Regions from separate parts of the Homo sapiens genome. Here region 1 is linked to region 2. Evidence: chromatin contacts called from ENCODE Hi-C or POLR2A ChIA-PET data. All regions are on one chromosome and are shown on one strand. The core of a region is the stretch at or near the end of the contact, and the rest is flanking DNA. Distances in the headings are between cores, read along the strand shown.

What was found. Hi-C counts contacts between places; a loop is a spot of excess contacts on that map. ChIA-PET counts read pairs that join two places held with the same protein, here RNA polymerase II (POLR2A). Pooled maps may share reads with other maps.
Region 1: a loop to region 2 is called in a map of CD8-positive, alpha-beta T cell, with 2.0 times the contacts of the local background. The contact joins two enhancer-like sites. A Hi-C loop is called at or near these places in 5 of 168 maps with a recorded cell type or tissue (CD4-positive, alpha-beta T cell, CD4-positive, alpha-beta memory T cell, CD8-positive, alpha-beta T cell and 2 more), 12 of 37 single-sample maps with no recorded cell type and 15 of 50 pooled maps. POLR2A ChIA-PET finds 5 or more read pairs at or near these places in 24 of 52 experiments (A549, CD4-positive, alpha-beta T cell, CD4-positive, alpha-beta memory T cell and 17 more).

The regions. Positions count from the first base shown.
Region 1 is chr6:42,425,673-42,431,450 of GRCh38, reverse strand. The region is part of intron 2 of TRERF1 (transcriptional regulating factor 1); the gene reads left to right. Among named protein-coding and RNA genes, the nearest start is that of TRERF1, 23 kb to the left of the region's middle. RefSeq lists an enhancer at 2,090-2,179. Within about 2 kb of position 2,995, at least 10 of the 41 ENCODE cell types and tissues checked have a DNase peak (open chromatin) inside an H3K27ac peak, as active enhancers do; they include CD4-positive, alpha-beta T cell, CD8-positive, alpha-beta T cell and natural killer cell, where a contact is called at or near this core.
Region 2 is chr6:42,386,399-42,392,152 of GRCh38, reverse strand. All of the region lies in intron 2 of TRERF1 (transcriptional regulating factor 1), which reads left to right. Among named protein-coding and RNA genes, the nearest start is that of TRERF1, 63 kb to the left of the region's middle. RefSeq lists an enhancer at 1,631-1,780. Within about 2 kb of position 1,657, at least 7 of the 41 ENCODE cell types and tissues checked have a DNase peak (open chromatin) inside an H3K27ac peak, as active enhancers do; they include CD4-positive, alpha-beta T cell, CD8-positive, alpha-beta T cell and natural killer cell, where a contact is called at or near this core.

The DNA of each region.
Region 1 (5,778 bases), core at 1,746-4,245, 38 kb before region 2:
AAGAAACCTCAGACCCTGTGGAACTTCAGTTCCTTTTTCTTTCTGCCTCTCTGTTTGGAGCCTTCTGTACTTTTCCACATATATCTCCATTTTCCTCTCTGTACTTGTCATTCTATTTTCCATTCTTATCTTTCTACCTACCCACCTTCCCTTTTTTCTCCATCTCTCGCTTTCCTCCTTTCTATTAATTGCTAGTTATATATATGTTAAGTAGCCTGTATTTTAAAATGTCTTCTATTTATTGAATAAATTTTTTCCATTTTTAGTCTAAAAACAAGCTTTTTAGCTTTTGCACTCTCAAGAAAAAATTTGCTGAATGAAATTACTCTTCCCTTGTCTTTAGTTATTGATTAACATTTTCTTCTCTTTTCTTTTCTTTTTTTTTTTTTTTGAGACTGAGTCTTGCTCTGTCACCCAGGCTGGAGTGCAGTGGCACAATCTCAGCTCATAGCAACCTCCACCTCCCAGGTTCAAGCCATTCTCCTGCCTCAGCCTCCCGAGTAGCTGGGATTCAGTTGCCTGCCACAACACCCGGCTAATTTTTTTTTTTTTTTTTGAGATGGAGTCTTGCTCTGTCTCCAGGCTGGAGTGCAGTGGCACAATCTTGGCTCACTGCAACCTCCGCCTCCTGGGTTCGAGCGATTCCCCTGCTTAGCCTCCCAAGTAGCTGGGAGTATAGGCATGCACCACCACGCCTGGCTAATTTTTTGTATTTTAGTAGAGACGGGGTTTCACCATGTTGGCCAGGATGGTGGTCTCCATCTCCTGACCTCGTGATCCACCCACCTTGGCCTCCCAAAGTGCTGGGATTACAGGCATGAGCCACCGCGCCCAGCCAACGACTGGCTAATTTTTGTATTTTTAGTAGAAAAGGGGTTTCACCATGTTGTCCAGGCTGGTCTCAAGCTCCTGACTTCAAGTGATCCACCCGTCTTGGCCTCCCAAAGTGCTGGGATTACAGGCATGAGCCATAGCGCCTGGCTTATTAATTAACATTTTCTATTTCTTCTCTTGGTCAGCAGCTCTTAAGAGAAAAAAGATTCAACTCCTTGCTTTTTGGAGTGAGGGAAGATGGTCTAATACTGATTTTGGGGGGCAGTAGGTGTGGGACTTGCCGGTTTTCTTAAGATTGTTTGAGTTTATAACTCATCACCAGAAGTCTGAGAGGGCTTTGAGCCATATTTATTAAATGATATCAAGGGAGATTACCAGGAAGAATGATGGGATGGGGTGGCAGAGAATGACAAGGAAACCTGTCTCTCTCCTGCTTACAACCCATCAGCGGCCCCCACCAAGCAGTACAAGCCAGAGTCCATACAGTAGTCCTTAGCCCCCCTGAGGCCCTGTCTTTCTACAGCTCTCCTCCTCATTCCTCCTCTCCAGCCCCATATCTGGTATGCGCTTGCCTCAGGGCCTTTGCACAGCCGTCCTCTCTGCTGGGGTTGCTCTTCCAGAACCTAGATACTCATCTGCATTGCTCCCTCCCGGCCCTCTTTCAAGTCTTGGCTCAGAAGTCTGTCTCTTTCTCAACAGGGCTTTCCTCACCTCTCCAGTTAGGTGCGCCACACCTTCGCCCGAATGACCCATCCCCTTTACTTGCTCTGTTGTTCCTTTTCTTCCAAAACACTTCAGCCTGTTCCCGTCCTCTGTAGTTTGCTTGTTCATTATCTTTGTTGCCAGTCCTCCCTCTCCTAGAATGGGTTTGTTCACTGCTGCATCCGAAGCCCTCGGAAGAGTGCCCAGCACACAGTAGGCGCTCCGTAAATATATGTCCAGTGCTGTGTCCTTGGGGGCTCGGGAGGGCCCCCAGCTCAACAGACTTTTATCACATCTCAGGATCTGGATAATCTCTTTGCCTGTAGGAATTTTTTTTAATTAAGATTTTTATCATTGTCATCCCCTTCCCCCTTCCAGTTCATTTAAGACTGTTATGAAACAAAACTCATTATGCTTCAAAATCTGACAGAGCTAAGGCCCCGGAGAAAGTGAGAGGAGGCGGTAGCAGGGGGTGCTTCCTTCCATTTCCCCCCCTCCGTGGTTTTCTCCTGTGGTTGGTTCACTTAGGACGGCCCGGAGCCTACTGGGTTGAGGTGAGTAGGGCTTCCCAGACCTCGCAGGGTCCATCCACGGGAAAGTCTGTTGTCAGCCAGAGAAGAGAATGCTACCTTCCCAGGGCAGGGGGTTTCTCCAGACACCAGTGCTCAGGATGGAAGAAAAAAGGAAGCAGACTGGAGAGGAAAGGAGAGAGAAGTGAGGTGCATTTTGCATGGCTCAGCTGGAGGAATACTGTCACTAGAGAAATTAGGAGTGTGGTCCTCCTTGGGTGTGACTTAGTTTTCACTTAAAATAATGAGTGGCTTTCATTCATTTGTTCAGTAACATTCACCCAGCGCCTGCTGGGCACAGATGGGGTTGAAGGGCATGTGGGCCTGGGACCGGAGTCAAGTCTCCAACCACAGCTCAGCCTGCTGCGAGAGGGACAGTGCCAGGGGACCTTGGGTGTGACCCAGGGCTCAGAGCCAGTGTATTGGACTTCTCTATCTGTGGGTTCCTGGGAAGTGGGAAGGCCTGCTGGGAATAATTAATGTGTGGAAGGGAGGGAGAGGGAGGCAGGGCTTCATGAGGAAGTGGCTTAGACTCCTCCCAGCATTCTTTTCTAAACATTTCCCTAAATGAATCCATCCTCAGGCCTTTCGGAGTCAGGGCTGACCTGTCCTCTGACTTCTGCAGGGCAAGGGTTGGTTCTAGGCCTCAAGGCTTCAACTGTTAATCTCCTTTGGAGTTTTGGTTTTTCCATATGAACAAAGGAAGGGAGCTTAGTGATAGTCTTGGATCACTATGGGGATAGGCCAGTCTCACAGAATTATTGACAGACTGTCAGTGTGCTGTGATGTAAGATGTGTGAATCTGATAAAAGCTGCCTGAAGAGAGCCTCAGCTCTGGAGACCTGGGGTTTCACCCTCTCGCACCCCCTCCACCCCAATCTTGGTGTCTCATCTGCTAATAAAGTAGCAACGCCCACTGATTTGAGTTTCACCTCCTTTCATTTCCTCTCTCCTGTCTTCGGGTACTCGGGCCATAATGAGCTTCAAAAAGCCAACAGCTGAATGATCAGCCTCTGAATAATCAAGTCTGCAGAACTAAAAATATTCAGTTACATTATAATGCAGATGGTACTGATAAATTAAGGGGAAAATCATTGAGCCTACAATTGTTTTCCGATGCATTGTCCCTACCAGAAGTTACATAGAAAATAAATGAAATGATTTCACCTTAGTCAGTCTGGGCCTGTAGCTTAGTTGCTTAGAATATAAGGCTCAGGAGGCCAAAATCCTACTTTGAGCCCCACTTGGGGATTATTACAGCATCTTGACTGGTTACCCAGACTTGACTCCTATTTCCGGCCCTAGATGTCATGCCAAGCTCTTACCAGCTGTTTCCCACTGCAAGCAGTGGCTGCATGATACTTACCTTAGCTCTAGGGTGTATATGACTTGGTGTAATCTTATCTCTTTCATGGAAGAAACTGTTCAAGGTATACATACCTCCTAATGATGGTGTCAAGAGTCTGATTTTTTTTTTATATATATTAAAAAGAATGTGCTGGGTGTGGTGGCTCATGCCTGTAATTCCAACATTTTGGGAGGCTGAGGCGGGAGGATCATTTGAGCCTAGGAGTTCAAGACCAGCCTGGGCAACATAGGAAGACCTTGTCTCTACAAAAAATACAAAGATTAGCCAGGTGTGGTGGCACACACCTGTAGTCCCAGCTACTCGGGAGGCTGAGGTGGGAGGATTGCTTGAGCCTGGCAGGTGGAGGCTGCAGTGAGCCGAGATGGCATACCACACTCCAGCCTGGGTGACAGAATGAGACCTCGTCTCAAAAAAAAAAAAAAGTAAGGCAGGGCAAGGTGGCTCACACCTGTAATCCCAGTGCTTTGGAAGATGGAGGCAGGAGGATCCCTTGAGCCCAGGAGTTCAAAACCAGCCTGGGCAACATAGTGAGATCCTGTCTCTACAAAAAAGTTAGCTGGGCATAGTGGTGCACGCCTATAGTCCTAGCTACTTGGGAGGCTGAAGTGGGAGAATTTCTTGAGCCCAGGTGTTTGAGGCTGCAGTGAGCTATGATTGCATCATTGAATTTCAGCTGGGTGGTAGAGTGAGACCTTGTCTCCATCAAAATTTAACAAACAATAAACCAAAGAACGTATTTCTCATTTGCTAAGCATTTATGTGCCCTAGGTGAATAAGCCTTAGTTCTTTTTTAAAAACAAATTTATTTATGTATTTTTTATAGAGATAGGTTCTTGCTACATGGACCAGGCTGGTCTCGAGCTTCTGGCCTCAAGTGATCCTCCCATCTCAGCCTCCCAAAGTGCTAGGATTATAGGCACTTTGGGAGGCTGAGATTATAGGATTATAGGCGTGAATCACTGCGCCCAGCCCTTAGTTCTTATATATTACCTTGGTTTAGGTTAATTGAAGTAAATAAACCTATAATAATTTGATATAAGGTTTTAAATGTATATAATACATTCGTAAGTGAATTTATTAATTCAATAAGTATTATTCCAGTATATGCAGAATTCTAGGCTAAGCATTAGATCAAAGATTGGCAAACTTTCTATAAAGGGCTAGAGAGTAGATATTTTTACTTTGTGGGCCGTATCTCTGTCCTAACTACTCAACTTTGCTGCTGTAGCACAAAAGCAGTCACAGATCACTCGTAAATGAATGAGCGTGTCTGCGTTCCAATCATACTTCATTCACAAAACCAGGTGTTTGGCCAGGTTTAGCAGCAGGTCATATTTGCTGATCCCTGGTCTGACGGCTTCCACCTCTTTGTTAGAGAGACAGCTACGAACAAAATAGATGTGATCATGACCCACATGGAGTTTTCATTCTTTTTGGGAATAATTATTTGTAGCATTGCTTTGAAACCAGACCTGTTACAAATAGTTGACAAGTAGCTCCTGGGGGACATTGGAAATCTAGGTAACTTTACTGAAGAAAGGTTCTAGTGAACACCCATTTCTATTTATATTACCCACTGGTGTCTGTGTGGGGGTACTGTGTTTACTCACATTTGGCATGTAGGTACTATTTTTGAGTTGCTTTCTTTTCACTTCACAGAGTTTCATGTTTATTTACATATGTTGGTCTGGATTATATAATTTTAGTGGCTACATAGTATTTCTTGCTGAGTTAAGATATGTCATGTGCCCGGTGTGTAGTAGGCATTTGCTAGATGTTTGCTTTCAGTTTGCAGTAAAAGCCTTTCAGAGTTGGAAAGGGATTGGTTTCTGCAGAACTGAAGGGGAAACCATTGACTTGGGAGAACCCTAGGAGAGATGGGCCTGGATGATGTCCGCTTGCCAACTTGCTGGGTGACACCTAGCATCTTGCAGCCAGGGAAGTGTCAAGTATGTATGTCAGTGCAAATGTAAGGGACAGACTGGAGGGTGACCTTGTATTCCAGAGCCCTGCTCCCCACGTGCAGGGAAAGTCTTTGTGGGATGTGGAGCAAAACTTGGAGCCTGGGGAGGTTTGTGGGGGCAAGTGGGGAGGAAAAGCAGCCCCATGCAGAGAAGATAAAAAGCCCAGGGGGCCGGCGGGGCACTGGCTCACGCCTGTAATCCCAGCACTTTGGGAGGCCGAGGTGGGCGGATCACGAGGTCAGGAGTTCGAGACCAGCCTGGCTAACATAGTGAAAACCTGTCTCTACTAAAAATACAAAAAATTAGCTGGGCGTGGTGGCTGGCACCTGTAATCCCAGCT
Region 2 (5,754 bases), core at 408-2,907:
CCCTGCCCTCATGGAGCATTCCTTCCAATGAGCAAGACAGATAATAAGTATACGTGTACACATCTACTACAATGTCAGGTGTCGATGAGGTCTGCGAAGAAAATCAGTCATGGGAAGGAGATAGAGGCTGATGGGGTGAAGCTGGGCTTCAGCTGTTTGGATTCCAACTCTGGATGTCTTTCTCCCAGTTCCTGAGACACAGCCCAGCCTGACCCTGGCCAAGCACCTGGCACATACAGGCCTTCATCACATTTTAAGTTTTATTTTATTTTGGGAGCAAAGCTTTACTCTGTGGGGAGGATTCCAGAAGACACATCGAGAGCTCATGGTAAACTCAAATTAGGTAGAAATGTACATAGAACCCTCCAGCCCACTGCTCCATGTTCTGAGGGCCCACAGATGTTCTAGGCAGGTAGAGTAGGCGGGAAGGCTGAGGGTGAAGGTGGGGGCAGAAGAATGAGCTCTGTGGTGGCCAGCAGATGGGAGAGTATAGGCTCTTAGGATCCGAGGCCCACAGGACCAGCAGCTTCTTAGAGATCGTGTTCAAAGGGTACACGTGGATGCAGGAAGGCATGGGGGTGGTGGGTGTGGGCAGGAGGACTCCCTGAGGCCATCTGCTGAGACTGTTCACCAGAGGCTGGAGCCCAGCTTTTCATTCCCTGCCCTGTGACTTGTGCAATATCACCCTGTCTCCCAGAATTGTTCCCCCCGGCTGGGAAATAATGGCAGATGGGTGCAACAGTCTAGCTTAGGGACCTGTTGAAGGGCAGTCCTTAACCCTAGGCATTTAAGAGCCAGAGTAGATTATGAGGACAGGCTACTCTAACCCCCAAAACATCTTCTGGAAGATGGGACCTCCTGGTATCAGACAAAAAGTATTTTAGGGTTGCACTCTCCACCCACCATGCATTGCAGTCCAGTGTAGCTGAGCCAACATTTATTGAGCACCTGCTCCATGTTCGTTTGAGAAGATCTCGAAAAGCCCTGTTCTGGGAGATGGGAGAACTGGGATCCAATACCTGGTCTCCTGTGAGTAAATTAGCTTTGTGATAACAGCTCTTGGTCCTGGTGTCCTCTGTAACAGGAAGGGTCTGGCCAAATGGTGTCCATGTCCCCCTTTTGTTCTGACCTCTGTTCTAAGCTGGAGATAAGACAGGGTCCCACTCACAAAGCATTTCAGTCTTTCAGTTCCTTTTCCCAGTGGTGATCCCTCCCTGGAGTGCAGGGCTTGGGCAGGTGTTTGGAGAGGCCCTAGTAACCTGCAGAGCCGGCTCGTGTATTTCTTGGTCTGTGGGTGTCAAGTGTTTTTTCCCCTTGCCCCCAGCTGTAAGCCACTTGGTACTAACTAATGGTTAAGTGACCATTGCCCACACAGTGTGCTCCCCACAAAGTAAAGCTCGCCCACAACTGTTTTCCTAGCACCCCCACTGTTGACGGGAGCGGTGAAATTTTGGCTGTACTTTCCTGAGGGCCGGGCGGTTGTGATTTCTGTCTTTCGTACGGTCCTGTCTGTCTCAGAACAGTACAGAGCCTCCTCATCCTGGTCTCTCCGACGGCCTCCCACTGAAACCTTACAGTGATACCAGTGCGAACGCATAGGCTTCAAAAATAAAAAGTTACGAGGTGAGGAAGCAACAGGAAGTGGGGAAGCGAGTAGAACAAAGCTTGCGATATGTACTCAGAACGCTGTTGACCTTTTTTTTTCTTTTTAAAATCACATAGCTCTCTCAAATGGTTGGGTTAGAAGCTCTTGTTTGTTTTAAATGGTTGTGCCTCTTATGAGGCCTGTGGAGAGAATGAGTAGTGAGTGTGAAACAAGTTTGGGGAAGATGTGACTCCCCCTCCACACACACAGAACTTGGCAAAAGGTATGCAAATTCATGTCAGAGGCTGTTGATCCTTTCACTCTACTTTGCTTAATTAAAGGCTGGGAAAGTTATTTAAATTGTGCCTCTTGTATATCTTCGTTTGTAGGACTAGATTAGCTCTTGTACTCGAAGACGTGGGGAAAGTAGAATTCTCCCCCGACACTTTTTCTTTCTCTGCTTCTACCTCCGTTTTTCATTTCCACCTGATGACTTGAAGAAGGAGAGAGGCGATTCAATAATTAGTTTCCAGGATTGTAAAGGGCCCACGTATATTAACTTTAACAAAACCCCGTCAAGCTTAAAATGCCTCCTGTTGGGGAAGGCACATTTCACACATACAAGGGACAAGTCACTGGCTGGCCAGATGGAGAGAGAGATTGTTCCTTTAGACAACTAGCTTCTCATTTGAAGAGCAAACGTGGTCCTGAGAAATGAAGCTTCTGATAGGCACTCCCTCTTGGGATATTTTAGCTCACTTAACTCAGGTTGAGTTAGTTCTGTAGGGGCTTTGAGTGGGTTTGAGCTCACAATAATAGCTGTGCTAATGATAAGAGCTATGTGTTTGTGTGGGCTTCACCTGAATTGCCTCACTTTACCTTCCTATCAAGTGTTTGAAGTTGGGAGGGAAGGCATTATAGGTGCTTAATCAATGACGGCTGGATAATATTAATAATAAAAGAATGAAAACAGGAATGGTGAGCCCATGCTTACTGGGCACATTCTTTGGGGTTCAGAGGCTCCGTGCTGGGTCACTGGTCCAGTCTTATTTAACACTAAGGGATGCCAATGGAGAGATGGACAATGGGGACCTCCAGCAGTGACCCAAAGTGATGGAGCAGTGTCCTGCCTCTTAGTTCACTCTTGTCACAGCCTGCGTCTCTCACGTTGCCTTCACTGGCATCAGTTTCTGAGAGAGCTGGGCTTGGAGTGTGGTCTGTAGCCTGGCAATAGAATGTCTCTCTAGGGCCAGCTTTCCCTTGTCCAGGGCACATCCTGACCCGGAATCCTCCAGCTTTGCTGATAGATAGGCAGACTGGCCACTGACACACAGAGGTACCTCGCTTCTTGCCTGTGCCACAGCCTTACAGATTTCAGTGTCAACTGTATTCTACTGGAAGTGCACCAGGGAGTGGGCTATTTTAAAGAAAAGCTAATGGTTGTCTTGATTTTTTCTTTTTAAGTACCCCCTCTCTCCAATTCTATCTTATGTCCATGGTATTTTGTCTTTGTCATTCTCAGATTGTGTTTAAGGCCTGCTCTGAGTGTCTAGGTTCCAGTCTTGGTGGAAGGATTCAGTAACAGAGGCTGTTTTCACCTGCAAGACCCTGTAGGCACACAGTGCATCCAAACTGATCCACACTGGGGCCCATGACTTGGATACCTGCCTGCCTTCCTGTGGTTTCATTTCTGTTTTGTTTTGTTTTGTTTTTTTCTCTAATCTTGTTTGGTGGAGGCATGGAAGCCATAAGCTGGACTGTCTGCTAATTCAGTGAAGTTGTACACAATGAATGGAACACATAGAGCATGAGACTGAAACCATTTTTAAAAACCAAGCCGATTGCCTCTCATGGCTGTTTGACACTGCTGGGCTAATTCTGGGAGTTCTAATCAACTTACTAACGGAATCCTCACCTTCTGAAAAACCCAAGCCTTAGGTGTCTCTTACTCTGGCAGTGCCACCAAGCTGTTTAAAGGTGTTCTAGGTGGTGGTAACTGGCATTTTTCAGGTGGATGAAACTTGGGGGAATGTACAGAGAACTTTCAGGCAGATCTCGTGGCAGTCTGATTTTCAGCTTTCTATGGCAGCTGTACCAACTTGACTGTGGTTGGCGGCAACTGTGCGGACTTGATGCCAGGCCAGCCAGCACTGAGTTGAGACTGTGTAAGTGTGCTGAGCTCGTATTTTTCCTAGTCTTCTGGTTTTGAAGGTTGGGCACCATCTACCTGTGTAATAGATGATTAAAAACAGGTGAAAAATAATTCGAACCCAACTTCATGTTAGTATTTCCCATCCTGTTCCAGTACTGCCTGAATAAAGTTGCCTAAAAAAAAAAAAAAAAGAAAGAAATCAAAACTGCATCTTTTAACAACATTTATTTGAGTTCAGCCCAGGTTCTCTTATCTCCCAATTGGTTTTGATACCCTGATAGCCAGGCAGCTCGCTGGCTAGAATCTTTCATGTTAAATGCAGTGTCTTGGGCTGGGTGCAGTGGCTTATGCCTGTAATCCCAGCACTTTGGGAGGTGGAGGCGGGAAGATCGCCAGCCTGGGCAACAAAGTGAGACCCTGTCTTTACTAAAAATGTAAAAATTAGCCAAGCGTGGTGGCATGTACCTGTGATTCCAGCTACTCGGGAGGCTGAGATGGGAGGATGGCTTGGGACTGGGAGGCAGAAGTTGTAGTGAACTGAGATTGTGCCACTGCACTCTTGCCTATACGACAGAGCCAGACCCTGTCTCAAAAAATAAAATAAAATAAAATAAAATAAAAAAGGTAGCATCTTGGTTTACTGATGTAAAAATTCTTGTGGGAAATGTGGCCCCGAATGTGAACATATGAAATTGGCTTTTTTCCCCCAATTAAAAAGTGATTCACTATCTTTGTTTGATTATTGAAGTACTATAATGAATTCAGTGTTCAGCACTGGGGAGGCGTTGCCTCCCACACTCACCCATGAACAGAGCGAGTGCATTTGAACATAAAATTAATAGAGTTTGTGGCTTAGAAAACCACCTTGTCATTAACCACCAGTGCATGCCAGCCTGAAAGATGTTCTTGTGCCAGAGTAAACCACAAGGTTGTGGAAGAACGTAAAGGAAATGGGGGGTAACTTAATAGTAAAAGGTAAAGGCTGGTAGGTAGGGGATATGTTGGAGGGGCTACAGAATAGGGAAAGAAGGAAAGAAAGCTAAGTCTGGCTGGAGCTTCTCGGCCCTTAGGCAGGCTTGGACTTCGCTAGTAAGAAGTTTGCAGCGTGTGAGCTAAATATTGATGTTCTAGTTTCTGCATTTCCTTAGATTTGTATTTTGAAACTTCTGAGAAAAGGCAGTGAAAAGGAAATAGATAACATTTCTTGGGGCAGAGTGGGTTTACCCCCAGTGGCCCACCTTTGTTAAATTAGACTTAATTCTTAGATCCTGTGTATAAAACAACAGCAAAAAAATTTTTTTAAATCCCCCAAAATAAATAAAAATTTAGACTTAATTCATCTAGGACAGTAGTTCTCAAGTCGGGGTGGTTTTTGCCTTCAGGGGACATTTGGCAATGTCTGCAGATATTTTTGGGTGTCATAATTGGTGATGGTGGTGATGATGGTAGGGGGTGCTGGCAAGTGATAGGTGAAGGCCAGGGATACTGCTAAACATCCTACATGTACAGGAACCCCATCTCCAACAAAGAATGATCAGCCTGAATGTCAATAGTTGTGAAATCTTGACCTAAGAGCTTAGTTGCTGCGCATCTCATCCTCAGAGAGAGCAGTGTCTCAGCACTGGGCTGTGAGAAGAACATCCTTCTGCTGAAATGCAACCCCCCAGCTCCAGAGAGCTTCCCAACCAAAGATCCGGAAGGGTCCCAGGAGTTGGCTTCTTGATCCATCTGTGATAATTTTGCAGCTTAGAGGTGTTTCCACCTTTTCCTTCTAACATTTCTCCATCATGTCTTGTTGCTGCACAGACCTGTCCCCTAACATTAATTCTCTAATCCAGTGCCTTTTGTCCACGCTCCATGCCAAGTGCTACAATTTGGGTTTTTCTTGCTTTTCTATCTATTCTACCCATTGGGGGAGTCTTTGGTCCTCTTTAGGGAATCTGCTTTTTTCTTTCTTTCTTTCTCCTTTTTTTGAAACAGGGTCTCGCTATGTCGCCCAGGCTGGAATGCAATGGCG